2 separate regions of the Homo sapiens genome follow, and region 2 is linked to region 1. A link is a loop called in an ENCODE intact Hi-C map of the cell type or tissue named here. Cell type or tissue: mammary epithelial cell. All regions are shown on one strand.

Region 1 (8,000 bases):
GTCAGTGAGGGCTGGGAAACTGGAGCCCTGCTATCCCTAAGGCTCCTGTATTCCCTGTAAGGAAGTTCTGGCATCGCCTAGAGAGAGAGTATTCTCTCACTGCTCACCACCCACCCCCACCCCAACCCAGCCCCTGAAAACACCCATGGGGCCTGGTAAACCATGAATCTCTCCCAAGTGTATCACGAGCTGGGCCCCATCTGCAGCAGGCATCCCCGGAGGGTTACATGCGGGTCCTGGTGATGCGGTGGGGCTGGCTGGTGGTCCACGCCATGAGGAGTGACCACATAGACCACCCTGCCCTCTGCCTACTTCCCAAGCTTAGAGTCCGCAGGAGGCCTGGGAGGCCACAGTGCCCAAATGGAACCAGGTATAGGCTACTTCCCTCTGATTGCTTTCAAGAAATCTGTGACCTCTGATCCATTCTGGGCTGGCCTCATTTAGGAGGTCAAGTTTCATGTCCCTTTTAGGAACAACCATGAGTCCCAGGCTGCCTCTGGCCCCTCCTGGCTTCTCTTCCTTCTGCAAGCATCCCTTGACAGAAGCTGGTGGAAAGCAGCTTGTCTGTTCTTGTGGGGCAGCCTCCAGGCATGGCTGCTTCAGCAGGGGCTCCACTTGCCCCTGTTAGCAGCTCCCCACACCCCCGATCCCATTCCCCTTAACCCAAAACTTCAGGAGCTCTGGGTTTACTCAGTCCAAAGGGGTCAGCCCTGTGCCACTGGAGTGTCTCCAGCCCACCTGTGGCCTTGGCCTCTGTGGCTATGTCCCCAAGGTGCAACAGAAGAGGCCGAAACGTTCTACAGAGTTCACTGCATGGTACCACGCACTGCAGTGATGACCTTGAGGATCCAGGCCCAAGAACAGGTGGAGGGGCACCCAGGGCTCAGGTCCATGTGATTCACTCAGGCTCAGCCATTGTTGCAAAGTCCCTCCAGGCCAGCTTAGCTTCCCGCCTGTACCTTTGTAGTCATGCTACAGCGTGGAAATACATGTGAACATGGCATGGTCTTTGGTCAGTGAACACACTGCTCCGGGGTCTCCCTGTGCACACTGCTACACTCTGTTTCCCATCTCTTGTTCAGTTCAGAGCAGCTGCATGTCTGACTTCCAACAAAGGAATGTGGGGAAAATGACGGGAGCCACCTCCAAACCATCCATGAAAACCTCCCACACAAGACTCCATGACCTCTCTCCATCTGCCTGCTGAATAGGGAAGCCCCTGAGGACTAGAGAGGGCAGGGCACAGGACAGAAGCACCGCGGGTCCCTTCCCTGGGTTGCCACTGAATAAGAGCCACCTGGGAGAGCCTTCCAGCCCAGCCAGGATCCCCCATGTGGGACCACTGCATCAGTGAAAAGAAAATTCCAGTGCTTTAAGCCAGGGGTCAGCCAACTGCAGACTGCAGGCCAAATCCAGCCGCCTGCCTGTTTTTGTATGGACTTTTGTATGTGAGCTCAAAATGGGTTTTATGGGTTTTTTTGTTTGTTTGTTTTTGTTTGTTTTGTTTTTTTTGAGACAAAGTCTTGCTCTGTTGCCCAGGCTGGAGTGCAGAGGCCCGATCTCAGCTCACTGCAACCTCCACCTCCCAGGTTCAAGCGATTCTCCTGCCTCAGCCTCCCAAGTAGCTGGGATTTCAGGCCTGCGCCACCACGCTTGGATAATTTTTGTATTTTTAGTAGAGACGGGGTTTCATCATGTTCATCAGGCTGGTCTTGAATTCCTGACATCGTGATCCACCCGCCTCAGCCTCCCAAAGTGCTGGGATTACAGGCGTGAGCCACCGCGCCCGGCCAGGTTTTATGTTTTAAAAAAGGATTTAAAGAATAGGATTTTGTGACACAGGAAAATTATATGAAATTCAAATTTCAGTGCCCTTACATAAAGTTTGATTGGAGCACAGTCACGCCAGTTCATTTACATCCCATCTGTGGCTGCTTTCACAGGACAACAGCAGCGGTGAGAGTTGCAAGACCGTATGGCCTGCAAAGCCTAAAAGTATTTCCCCCCAGTCCATACAGAGAGTTTGCCAACCCCTGCTTTCTTCTGTCACTAGGATTTGAGGGTTGTTTGTTACAGAAGTGAGCTTATCCTGGCTAACACAATTAAGTGACATGATAAATATTTTTTTTTTTTTGAGATGGAGTCTCACTCTATTGCCCAGGCTGGAGTGCAGTGGCACTATCTCGGCTCACTGCAACCTCCGCCTCCCGAACTCAAGCGATTCTCCTGCCTCAGCCTCCTGAGTAGCTGGGATTACAGGTGCCTGCCACCACACCCAGCTAATTTTTGTATTTTTCGTAGAGATGAGGTTTCACCACATTGACCAGGCTGGTCTTAAACTCCTGACCTTAAGTGATCCACCTGCCTTGGCCTCCCAAAGTGCTGGGATTACAGGCATGAGCCACCATGCCCAGCCATGATGAAGATTTTTAAGACTTTGAGATGTAGGGCAAAATTGCCTTTTGGAGGATTATGTTAACTTATACACTCCCACCAAGACTTATGAGCAGGACAATTGCCCCACTCTTTTGCCAATCCTGGGCATGTGACATACCCTCACTAGAAAACAAGAATAATGATTCCACCTGCCTAGGGCTATGGGGGAGCCGAAATGAAATAGTCTGTGACATAGTAGGTGCCCAGTAAATATCACTATTGACCTTTGGGTGCTGAGAGGTCCTTCTCACAAGAGTGAGATCATAATACATGGATGTTTTTGATGCCTAAGTCTGGCCCCACAAGGAGGATCTTCTGATGCGTCAGGCGCATTGCTTTGAGAATGTCTGTGGATGGTACTCTCTCCTTCTGATGCCCATGTCATTAAGTGGCCCTGTGACGATATCAGAACTGCCTGTTCTTTTCTTTATTTCTTGGGTTTGCACAACTCATCCAGGCTGTTAGAAGTGGAATGCGATTAGATGAGGAAAAGAAAAAAAAAAGCCCTGAGCACTTCTGCCAAGGAGAATTATACAGGTACTAGATCAGCACTCTACTCTGATAGAATGAGGAAACCCAAAGGCAAATTGGCACAGCCCTTTAAAAAACAAAGAGCGCTGTGTCCCCTTTGAAAATTCCTGCTGGTGATATGGCCAAGAAGAATTCGGGAAGATGAGAGGCAGTGACCAGACCACCTGAATTCCAGCACACTCCCTGGTTAAGAACTAATGGAAGTAAGGAAACTATTTTTGGAAGCTGGTTAAATATAAAAAGCAGAGACATGGATGGAAATTATATCAGACGACATCCACCATGCTCTCAGGAAAGTAAAAAGGAGAAAGGGGAGAGGGTAGAGGCAGTGTGACATGCTGCAGCCAGCACCCATGGTCCACAGGGCCCAGCTGTTAAATATTTAAGAACTTCGTGAACCTGTTGTTTAACTGTTGGGAAATTAAAGTCAGCCATGGTGGAAGTATGTACACCACAGAAATTGGCAAAAGCCACAGATCAGGGCTTTGTGACTTTTTTCCCCAGAGTTCCAATTTACCAATACACCCCTGGGTAGAGGGAGAAGAGGGGAATGAAGGCAATGTTCCATCAGGAAAGGAGCCTCAACTCAGAGGAGGAGAAGCAGCAAAAAGGAAGAGCAATAACCTTAGTTTTTTTTTTCCCTTAGGGAAAATTTTCAGATATGGCCCAGACGGGTTAAGTGACTTGCCCAAAGTTACACAGCTAAGAAGTTTTAGAGCTAGAATTTGAACCCAAGTATTTCTGGTAATGATGATTTCTTTCAGTTTCTTTTTTCTTTCACTATCTCAACAACTGATTAATGAATTAATGAAAAGGAGTCACCTGTTTGAAAAAAGTGTCTTTAGGGTCAGCTGCCTGAAAAATTCTGAATTCATGGGTTAGAATCACATGTTTGCTTTTGGCTTGGTTACCAATGGCTTTGTTTTCACAAACCAAATACACTCTCAAAGGACCCAAATTTGCTATCTTTAAGGATTTTCTGTATGACTAATCCTGCATGTATAATCCTGGAAGCCAGTTCCAAAGATTGGTTTTGAGAATGCTTTGGTGTTATCTCCTGAGTAATGAGTAATCTCTCAAGAAGTCCAAGTGCAAAAAGAAACACTCGCTTAGAGGCCAAATTCCAGGTATAGTCACTGGATCAAGGGACAAGATGGCGAGTTTGAAGCGGGGGCCTACCATCTACTGGCTCTCTCACACTTCTTAAAGGACCCATTGGCTGGTGTCAGGGAGGTCGGGGAAGGAAGTTAAGGAGAGCTGGAAACATCCCAGGCTTCTGTTTGCATTTCTTTGGCAAGGGGTTGCCACTTGTGTGGACAAGTATTATTAGGATGACCTACCTTGATTTAGCTAGTCAGGATAAATAAAAAACCTTCTTGGTTTTCATAAATACTGTGGCATTTTACAGTCATGACTCAGTGCTTCATCTGCAATCAAGATTCAGACACCAATGACCAATGGTTGGAAGTGATGATTCATTCAAACAGCACATTGATTTTGCAATAGACCGTGGAACTCTGTCCACATAAAACTCATTGTATTTCCCTGTCAGAACTCAGAGTCGTCAAGGCAACCTAGTCCTGCATGCCAACTCGTTCTGGTCCGTGTTCACGTTTTGTGCTCACGGTCCTGTTCCTGTCGGTTTGAGGAGTGGAAAGTTCCCTGACATCAGCACTGCTAGCTCGTCCTCTTCAGGGGCTGATACTGCAGCTGGCTGACTCTTGACAGCAGGTGGTTCTCCCCATTTGGGCAGGGCTTATGTTCTGCAAGGTTTATTAGGGCCAATTAGCTCCTCAGAAGGGTATTGCAAAAATAAAGTAAATTCAGGAGCTACCTCCCTTCAAATGGACACTGCTCTACCAACAAGCTATGGCACATCGAGGGCAGCGGCGTTAAATTCTCAGCCTTCAAGACACAGCCTGCAGCCCGCCCTCCTTTCCCCAGCAGCTCCTGGGAGCATCCCGGCCACGTGGACATGGCAGGCTGGGAAGACCCAACGATGGGGCACTATGCCATGTGTAAAGGGGATAACTAGCTTGGAATTACCCACTTACCGTATCCAATCTAACTTGGATAACTGTGAGAAATCGTATTCAACAATACTATTTACATATTGAAACTGTCTCAATAATTTGTAGATACTCATCTTTTCTGGAATGTTCATGAGTAATTTGTCTCAGTATCTCTATGTAACTGAGACAGAAAGCTTGGCTCTACCCATGAAAGAATTAGTCACTTACATAAATAAGGATACAAACGGCTTGAGGAAATAGATTCTGTGAGACTCAAAACAGGATTACCAAGAACTGAAATGTACACCGGTGAGGCACATCACGCCACACACACACACACACACACACACACACACACACAAGACCCATCTGCCCACCGCCCTGCTGGCACCAGCATAGCAACAATGAACAATGGTGTGGAATGCGTACAGCATGACAGCACTGACATTTCCTCTTCCCAGTTAACCAGCGTGGCACTGCTGCGGTTCATTCACTGGCAGCTCATTCATTTGTTCCTTAATGTGACCTGACTCCCCATTCATTCCCTCCCCACCCCAAACCCGTCACCAGGCTCTCTGGAACTCTCCTATCTCCTCCACCTCTTCTCTAAATCTTCCTTGTGCGGGAACCTGGCTGCCCCCTCCCCTGAGGGCCCCACTTCCCCTGCAGCCTCTCAAGGAGGGGAAGGGTTGCTGGTGTAAGAAAGTTGGGGGTGGGTTGGAAGCTGGGAGTGTCCCACGGCTGCTTCTACACCTCTCTATTCCTCCTGGCCACTGGCTTCCTCTCCCCGCTGCTGTGGTCCATCAACCTTCATTTCGGGGCAGACTTGAGCTGCTCATTGGCTTCGTCTCTTGTCACCACATGGCAGACTGTCTCTCTCAATGGCGAGCCAGGTCCTGACCTCCCCAGCGCCTGAGCTGTCCTCCTCCTCCCCGCCCCCAACACTCCCATGGTCTCACCCTGCTGTTGCCAGTAGCTTCCCCACATCCAAGGTCTCCATCTCCAGTATCCCCTCTGTGGCTGCCACACAGGGTCCTCCCAGCTCACCCACTCAATGTCCCCATGGCTGCAATCCACTTTCTCCCCAGTCCTCCCATCCCCACCCTCAGCACCTTCTCCCTCCCTTTCTTTACACCCTCCTCCATCATCGTAACCCTTACCTCCCTCCCCACCCTGGCACTGTGAGTACTACACCCCCATGACTGACCTCCCCACCCTGGCACTGTGAGTACTATACCCCCATGACTGACCTGCCCACCCTGGCACTGTGAGTACTACACCCCCATGACTGACCTGCCCACCCTGGCACTGTGAGTACTATACCCCCATGACTGACCTGCCCACCCTGGCACTGTGAGTACTACACCCCCATGACTGACCTGCCCACCCTGGCACTGTGAGTACTATACCCCCATGACTGACCTGCCCACCCTGGCACTGTGAGTACTACACCCCCATGACTGACCTGCCCACCCTGGCACTGTGAGTACTATACCCCCATGACTGACCTGCCCACCCTGGCACTGTGAGTACTATACCCCCATGACTGACCTGCCCACCCTGGCACTGTGAGTACTATACCCCCATGACTGACCTGCCCACCCTGGCACTGTGAGTACTACACCCCCATGACTGACCTGCCCACCCTGGCACTGTGAGTACTACACCCCCATGACTGACCTGCCCACCCTGGCACTGTGAGTACTATACCCCCATGACTGACCTGCCCACCCTGGCACTGTGAGTACTATACCCCCATGACTGACCTGCCCACCCTGGCACTGTGAGTACTATACCCCCATGACTGACCTGCCCACCCTGGCACTGTGAGTACTATACCCCCATGACTGACCTGCCCACCCTGGCACTGTGAGTACTATACCCCCATGACTGACCTGCCCACCCTGGCACTGTGAGTACTATACCCCCATGACTGACCTGCCCACCCTGGCACTGTGATTACTACACCCCCATGACTGACCTGCCCACCCTGGCACTGTGAGTACTACACCCCCATGACTGACCTGCCCACCCTGGCACTGTGAGTACTACACCCCCATGACTGACCTGCCCACCCTGGCACTGTGAGTACTATACCCCCATGACTGACCTGCCCACCCTGGCACTGTGAGTACTACACCCCCATGACTGACCTGCCCACCCTGGCACTGTGAGTACTACACCCCCATGACTGACCTGCCCACCCTGGCACTGTGAGTACTATACCCCCATGACTGACCTGCCCACCCTGGCACTGTGAGTACTACACCCCCATGACTGACCTGCCCACCCTGGCACTGTGAGTACTACACCCCCATGACTGACCTGCCCACCCTGGCACTGTGAGTACTATACCCCCATGACTGACCTGCCCACCCTGGCACTGTGAGTACTATACCCCCATGACTGACCTGCCCACCCTGGCACTGTGAGTACTATACCCCCATGACTGACCCTAATCTTGAATGGACGCAGCCATTTGCCTTCTCCACATAGCTGTTGTTGCCAGAGAAAATCTCCCAACCAGGACGACTGGTTCTGCCTCCATCCATTAGAACATGACTCAGGGGCACTCAGCATTGCTCAGGGTCCCGAATCCCTTCCTTGGAGTTGACTTTTCTGCTCTCTGAGGCCATCTCATGCTGTCTCCTCCCCTGGTCCACCCACAGGGCTGCCCTCACCTCCTGGTTCCTGCGTGAAACACTAGAAGTGAAGGGACCTCCCTTCACTTCCTGCATCCCATGGAAGCACGTCTGAGTCCTGGGAACTGTGACCTGCTCTCCTACCCCAGCCCTCATCTCGTGGCATCCTGCGCCTGCCCCTCTGGCCCTTCCCCTCTCTCACCATAGCCTTCAGCCTGTACACTGGATCATCCTTGGACATGCAGATTCCAGCACCTTCTACCTGAAAAAACCACACCCTCCGCCCCATTTCTTCATCTCATTCTCTGCCCTCCTTCACGACAGAGGGTCTCCAAAATGGCTGTCTACACGCTGCCTCCATTTCCCCACCTCCACGATC
Region 2 (8,000 bases), 71 kb after region 1:
CAGGCTTATGTGTTCAGTTATCCTGCCCACCTCATCAACAGTGGACAGGCAGAGCTGAGAGCGGCAGCATCCTTGCCTAGGAAGTAACTCTTACTGCCACACTCCTGAGGCCGGCGAAGGACACATGGAGTTCCTAAGGGAGTCCTAGAACCCAAGACGTTTCCTTTTAGTCAAGATTATCCGAAAGACGGCTAGGTGCGGTGGCTCACGCCTGTAATCCCAGCACTTTGCGGGGGCTGAGGCGGGCAGATCACCTTAGGTCAGGAGTTCGAGACCAGCCTGGCCAACATGGCTAAACCCTGTACCTACTAAAAATACAAAAAAATTAGCCGGGCATGGTGGTGTGCACCTGCAGTCCCAGCTACTTGGGAGGCTGAGGCATGGGAATCGCTCAAACCCGGGTGGCAGAGGTTGCAGTGAGTCGAGATCACACCACTGCACTCCAGCCTGGGTGACAGAGCGAGGCTCCGTCTCAATTAAAAAAAAAAAAAAGATTATACGAAAGGCATGGTGGAGGCTAAAGCTGAACTCTTGGGTCACATTTTATAGGAAATTACAGGCATTTTATAGATGTGTGGGCTTTAAATCCAGGAAGCATAACATGTGAAATCCTAAGCCTTGCCAACTTCTGCCAAAACGGGTCTCACTCTCTTATTTCTGTCTTCATTACGGGATGATTTCCATTCCGTGGAAAACAACTGATCCAGCAGGAGAGGAGTGACACCAATTCAGGGATGGTGAGGACCAGCTAGGAGCGTAAGAAGGCCTGGCTTTCCCACCTGCCCAAGGAAGGGTTTGGACAAGGATTCACTTGAAAATCTGTGGGAGTATCCACAGTGTGAAAGGCACCGTGCCAGGCAGGTACTAAAGAGGGCAGAAATGGTCAAACAAGGACCGAGTCGGCCAGGGCTTTCCTATGTAAGAATGATACCACCCATGACGTATATGAAACACTGGAGAAAAAGCAACATGGAGTAGAGATGGGGCGGGGGCTGCATGTCAGTCCCCATCCAGCTTCACGGAGAGTGCTGTCCAAGCACAGCTGGAGCCTGCACGGATACTCCAGCGAGCCGCAGGTGCCTGGGGGCAGCTCTGAGTCAGCCATCCAGAGTGTGGCTTGCCCTGCCTCCTTTGGGGGCTCGTAGCGCCATGGGGGCTCAGGGAGGGAGAATCCTGACTGATACAATTCCTGGCAACCAGAATCCAGTGGTCTCTGCTGAAGGTCTTAGTGCCCATACGAGACCAGTAGCTAGGTTCCACTGCCAGGTGACGCTGACAGCAGGGAGGCTGAAGGGAGGCGGCGGAGGGAAGAAGGAAGAGCCAAAGGCAACAGTGGCAGGAATTAGGAGGGACATACTTACCTGAGACTTAAAGCTATGAACGACCTGGCCCCCGTTTCCTTGGAGCCTTGAAGGAACAAAGTTAACACGCTAGGGACCAAATGCCACATGCCACTGAGGCCCTAGAAAATGGATTCTGCTGGCAAATACTGTTCAAGGGTCAGGCAAACAAGACCCAGTGTCTGTCTTCAAGGAACTCTCTGCCCAGTGGACTCATAGCAAATGACTTAAGAGCGCCAGTTAAACCAGGAAGAAATGTAATTTGTTCTCTGGCTCTACCCAAGATGGGAAATGGCTGTAGCCAACTAATGAGGCATTCTTCCAAAATGATAAGCTATATTTCTACCCAGGTAAGGCAGAGAAAATAAGCCATTTGGGAACTCTAAAATCAGCACACTAAAACAACCTCATGAGGCTGAGCCTACACCTTGTACACAGGCATGTACCTCACTAAAGGGTTAAGTGACCAGAATTAAGAGAGGGAAAATCTAGAAGCTCTCTAGAGAAATCTAAAATGGTCATGTACAGTAAGTCCATGCCCCACAAGTGTTCTTTTTTCTGGTAAAGAAAAAGAAAACTAAGAAGTGACCTGACCTAAAACTATCAGAGGAAGGAAAGCAACATTAACTCAAAACTGAGCAGCAAGAAAAATATGACTACATTTGCCAGATAAAATAGGAAATCTCTGCAGCTGGAGTACTTCTGTGTCAGTCTACTCATCACATAACCAAATGTCTCAACTTAAACTGAATGTCATTGTCCAAATTCAGCCATCTCTGTTCTCATTCATAAACTACCGTTTCACAGAAAAGTGAATCACTTCATTACTTCTTAATGCAACATAACATTACACTTTTAATTCAAAACAGTGCTCTAATAAACAGGAAACATAAAGGTTCCGAGTGAGATTTTCAAGATACTGGAATCAACATTTAAAATATATTTATAGGCCTGGTGTGGTGGCTCACGCCTGTAATGCCAACACTTTGGGAGGCTGAGGCGGATCACTTGAGGTCAGGAGTTCAAGACCAGCCTGGCCAACAGGGCGAAACCCCATCTCTACTAAAAATACAAAAACTAGCCAGGCGTAGTGGCGCACACCTATAATCCCAGCTACTTGGGAGGCTGAGGCAGAAGAATCACTTGAACCTGGGAGGCAGAGGTTGCAGTGAGCCAAGACTGTGCCACTGCACTCCAGCCTGTGCGACAGAGCGAGACTCTGTCTCAAAAATCAAATAAAATAAATTTATAATAACTACAAATGATGACGTTTTTAAAAGGCCACATCTGCAAAAGAAGAGAAATACTGTGCTTGAATGCGATCCTTTACTTCCAACAGTTGATGGGTCAGAATGAATCAACCCCTTGCCTTGCAGATACACAACTGAAAAGCAGCATGAGGTGCTCTAGGCATAGCTGGATGAATGGGACTTAAAGATCACATCTAATCATTTAGTGTAAGATACTCGCTCAGGACAGTGAGAGACCAAGCACTGGGGAAACAGGGCTAGTTCAGGGTTTTACTCCCACACTGATGATCTTTTATAGGCCATATGCAAATCACTCAGTCTTTTCAAATGTGATTCAGAATGCTGACTGTCACTCAGGAATCAGAGTTCTTCTGCAAGATAAGGAAATATCCATCAAATCAGCCATGGTCTTCAGGAAATACATTACAAAGCGTGGAACACTATTTGTCAGGGGTATACAAGAGAAGTCATGAGATCCAGTGGGCCATATGATGGCTGACCCTTTGTTTCATTTAACAGGTAATAACAAAATAACTAAAGACAGAATAAAGAAAAATTATCTTTGTAACTTAGTATCTTGAGTTCTATCATCAAAACTTGTAAAACTTCCCTGTTACTCCTTCAGTTAAGCACACACAGTTACATTAAGTTATATAAATACAGGCAGAGGATACAAATCCATTTTCTTTCATCTTAGATATCCAAATAAGTGAGATGTGGAACTATTTTTTTATCAAGTAGATAATGTTTTATCAATAGCTGTAAACCATTTTTGTAAACTGTCTTTCAGCTGAGAAAACAATACACTGCTTCTGTCATATTGGAAAAGGAATGATCTCAAGGTTTCCAAGCAACACAGCAATTTTTCAAAGCTGAACTCCCCTGCTGATCATTAGAAATAGTTTCAAATGTCCTATTCTTGGCCTTCATTTGTGCCAAACCCTGGACAAGGCTGCAACAAGATTATAGTTCCAAACCATCCCATCTCTGCACGGGGTGCTAAGCAGTCCCTCTTCCCTTTCTCTTAGTGCCACACCATCATCCACATTCACTTCGGGTCTCTCCTGAATCAAGCTGTGCTTATGTTTTATAGAGGAAATGTGAAATCAAAGTTGTTTTGCTTCATCTCCTGCAGGGTAACTCCGTCAGATGCATTGCTTTGACTGCATGCTGTCCTACGTTTAGAAGCGCTGTGGTCTAAACCCTGTCGTGAGTCAAGGTGTGGCACGCACGGGGCAGGTGGCGATTACGGCCCAAGAAGGCCCAGTGCTGGGTCGATACACTCAACACTGTGATCATCTTTTGTTGGTGGGTATTTGCAGAATGCATTGAACAAATTAAAGGAGGGTAAGAAATGGCTTATCTGGTGACAATGGAGAGTGGTATTGTTTTCCACATCATCATATTCTTAAACAACTCCCAGCGATCTAAAATGCTGATGAAGGAAGGATAGAGTTTTATTTATTTTCACCAAATAGCTGGACATATTAAAAACTTAAGGTAGACTGGAAATAAAATACAACTCCAACATGTTTTAAATCAGATTTGATTTTTTTAATTCAAATTGACCCAAAGCAAAACTTACATTAAAAAGGAAGAACAAAATACATTATGATATAACACACTAGGAGTTACATGAAAGCTAAATTTGTGGGCAAATGGCCTTATCCCAATCACATTCTGGGCTCATGAGCACTCCTGCAGGAAAGTTAGAATCTCAATTTCGTATGGTCCACGCCGGTCATTAAACTACACATTCTTGTCTCTTGGGGTGTGCATCTGACGAGTCATGCTAGAGTCCCTCATGCTCCAGATGTGTACTCTTGCTACTGCCAGAACGCTGGATTCTCTAGTGGAAATGCTGTTCCAAGCATGACTGACAATGAATTAAAAAATGAGACAGTCAAGTCCTCCAAACTAACAGGCATGGATTACTGTGTAGTAAATAGTTTAGAAATATGGGAATTAAATAATCTAAAAAACACTCTTACTCTGCTGTACATTTATAAACACAAATATTTACAAAAAAAAAAAAACACAAAACCTTGTTTTCGAAAGATGAGGTTTGCAGTTCATTAATGATCATAATCTTTTGTAAGCTGGTTTCTTTGGTGTATTTGCCAAATATATTTTTATAAAGGTTTAGTAATAGGCTTAAATAATAAATTTCAAAGGAAACATAAAAGAATCTGACAAATTTGAAAATATTCTGAACATTTTCTGTTCTGTTTCTGGAAAAAACAATCGGTTGATTTTTCTGAAAATATCTGTTCTCCCTATTCATTATGTGACCATGGAATGCTTCTCTGTGAATCCAATTCAAATGCAGACCTGCAGGTGTCACCACTATCATCTACCAGTAACCCACCTGGAGACATTTTAGTTATTGTGAAATGTGATTGGGATTTTATTAACAACAAAAATAAAACATTCTTTTTAAGCTTCCAGATAAATCAAACCTCAAACAATAAATAATGGAATTATACACTTCTTCATTAAATAGAAATTTCAAAATTCCAGGAAGAGCTCTCATAATTTTTTTTTTCTGAAGTCACAGCAGCAATACAGAACAAAGAATTTACCTTAATCTGATCTTTTTACGTGGAATTCCCTGACTCAAACTCAGTGGCTTAGTTTGGAAACCTCTGAATGGCTGGGGAGAGAAAATCTTTTGAAACTAAGTGAATAAATTAACACACACATACGTGGAAATCAGCCCTTGTGCAAGTGTAACATGAACATCACTGATGAGAGTGCAGAAACTCCAGGCACCCCTCTGCCTCCTCCTATCCCTGGGCCTGGGGTTGTAGGGAGAAGTCACACTCAATTCATTTCTAGCCACACCATGTCCCTAACAGTGCTAGTGTGAACTAGCCCTGACCTGGGTATTGGTTTAAAGAATGAGAATACAGCTTGGCAACTGTCTTCATAAGGGACTCTCTCTGGAGATAACTTTTTGGAACATTTTTATGGGGAAGAGGACAGACTACCCGTTCCTATCCATCAGGCTCCAGCTAGTTTGGGGATGGTTATAGAACTGGCCACACTCAGAGTGGCTGCCTGCGAAAGAGTCTATGCCAAAGAGTCTATGGGCCACACCAGCAATCTCCCGAATAATCCTCTTCTCTGAAGCTGCCCGTCTTCGGAAACCTGTGCAATGCTTAGGCACAAGCAGATCAGAGTCTAAGAGCAAACGCTGTGCTTGAGAAAACAGCACTGCTGGCTCTGAAAAAGGTGAAGCCAGAGAAAACTCCTAGTTCTGCTTAGTTACACTTCTGGGTGAAACAGTTTTACACTTCATGACTTAAATCTAGAAATTCAGACGAGAGAAGCCCTTCGTCTTGTAAACTTCTGATAACAAATTTATTAACAGTGTGTTAAATATTTTTTCCCAAAGCACTAAGAACGATACTGGGACATTTGAAAAGGTTCTTCTGAAGTTAATAACACAAATCAAGCCAGAATACGTTTCTGAGGGCATCCTCTTAGATGCCTAATGCCTCTGGGACCTTTTCCATTGTTACTGACACTTTATCATATCCGTGTTTACACGGCAAACATATGCCCAATCAACCCAGAAAATAATTGTCCTGAAGAGCCTCACTGTATATAACCTTAAAATGGGAAATGTTTAATTAGCATATTAGAAATTAGCCAGACTTATAAATGTGTACCCCTTAAAGATTTTACGCTTAAAAAGTTTTTTTTTTAAACTGGGAAGAAAAGAAACACCATGAAGCCACCCCAAATTATTGAACCATTAAAGCCAAATGATTTAACAATTTTTAAGGGAAGACTCGACCACCAGGGTACAAAATTTTCTGCTTAAAGTGAAGTCAAAGACATAGCTTCAGATGGAAATTGCAACTGACATACGATGGCTCTGCAGTGACAACTGAAGCGGCGGCTCCTGTCCTCACGGGCATGTCAAAGCTGGCTGTGAAATGACGACCAGCAAGTGAAATAATGGATAAAATACACCAGAAGGAGTATTGCACTGCAGGCACAGTTTTAAAAACAGAATACACTGGCTTCACAAAGTTATTTTCTTTCCCGTTAATTTTTTTAAAAGTACAACTCTAACTAGAGATAGAAATCGAGATGCAGTGTCTCAGGGTAGTGTACTACAGTTGTTAAAAAAAAAATAAGTTAAAAACAAGAGCACAGCAAAAGAAAAGCAGAGGTACTGGATTTATGTCATAAGCAGAGATACTGGATTTATGTCATCCGAAAGCTACATTAATTAGGAAAAAGAACAGTTTGAAACGGCCAGTTTGTACTCATTAAAAATGAATGAGGTGACAGCGTTACTTCAAACATTTCTTAGGGCATTTTCCAAAAGAACCCAGGGTCGCCCTGGGTGAAACTGTGCCTCCAAACGTTAACAAGTGCTCTGCTGGTTTAGAATACCGTGCTTACCAAGGAACCATAAATTTGGAAAGGGTAAATTCTCCACTCTAAACCTGCTTGTGTCATTTAAGAAAAGACAATTTTTCTAAATGCAGTATTGTATACAAAGCTTGGACCTCTTAAACTTGGACCAAGAAACCAAATTAAGACCTTCAAGCATGTGGTGTGTGTTTTTATATATATATAAAAAATCCCTCCCCTACAATGAAAACCAACCAAACAAACAGAAAACCCAAAAGTGTATACCTGCTTTCTGATTTCACAGCAAATCAGAAATTGCATAGGATATACTTTGTGCAAGGCAAAAAGCCTTTTAAGTATCTAGAATAGAACTCCTAATCTTGCTCACAGTTCTGGCATATCAGATATCATCAAATTTGTGTTTTAAGTAGTCTTTCATGACCTTGGCAATTGGTAGTTCATCAAGTAGCTTTAGGTTTTGAAGGCCTATACATTGTCGAATTTTAATTCGGCACAGGTCCTGCAAGTTTCTGGGCTGTCCTAAAAAGACAGAAAAAAGAAAATGTTACAAAGCCACAAAGCACAATATTTAAGGCACTTTTGAAAAGAACTGTTCATTTCCCTGGAAGTTCTCTCTATGGACTTGACATGCAAAGGACCGGAAAGATACCAACTCAAAGTGTCCTAGGACCTTCATGCGATGCCTTATTTGATCCTTTTCACAACCGTGGGATGGTGGATATTTTCAACTCCATTTTACCAATAAGAAAACTGAGTATCAGATGTAAACAAGTTGCTTAATATCAGACAACCAATTAAGGCTTTCAACTGAGACCAAAAACAGTTTTGATTCTAAGCCTCATATCCTTTCTGTTATAAATCAGGAAAATTCTGGTTCTCGTCCTGACTAGGTCTCTCTCACGCTGGGTGAGCCACTGTGAGCCAATCATTCCTCTGAGCCTTGGCTTCTCAATCTGAAAAGTGTGGGGACTGAAAGAGATGTCCCCTATTGTGAGCCTCCCTTTCAGCTCTGGGTCTA

What was found. Peaks named below come from ENCODE experiments on the same cell type or tissue, not always from the same donor. Only the 100,000 strongest peaks of a DNase experiment are listed, where the experiment ranks them.
Region 2: a loop joins it to region 1, with 2.2 times the contacts of the local background. A loop is called at or near these places in 3 of 110 quality-filtered maps.

Annotation. Positions count from the first base shown.
Region 1 is chr15:100,718,488-100,726,487 of GRCh38, reverse strand. The region is part of intron 1 of LOC105371024 (a long non-coding RNA gene); the gene reads right to left. Among named protein-coding and RNA genes, the nearest start is that of ASB7, 120 kb to the right of the region's middle. RefSeq lists an enhancer at 3,490-4,689. In mammary epithelial cell, no CTCF peak of the experiment used is centred here; DNase peaks (open chromatin) are centred at 1,137, 2,897, 4,517 and 5,227; H3K4me3 peaks cover 301 bases; H3K27ac peaks cover 6,312 bases.
Region 2 is chr15:100,647,824-100,655,823 of GRCh38, reverse strand. It overlaps ASB7 (ankyrin repeat and SOCS box containing 7), which reads right to left. Exons shown (of 6, transcript NM_198243.3): 6 at 4,123-7,501. The coding sequence ends at 7,362. Among named protein-coding and RNA genes, the nearest start is that of ASB7, 49 kb to the right of the region's middle. In mammary epithelial cell, a CTCF peak has its summit at 4,923 (motif pointing right); no DNase peak of the experiment used is centred here.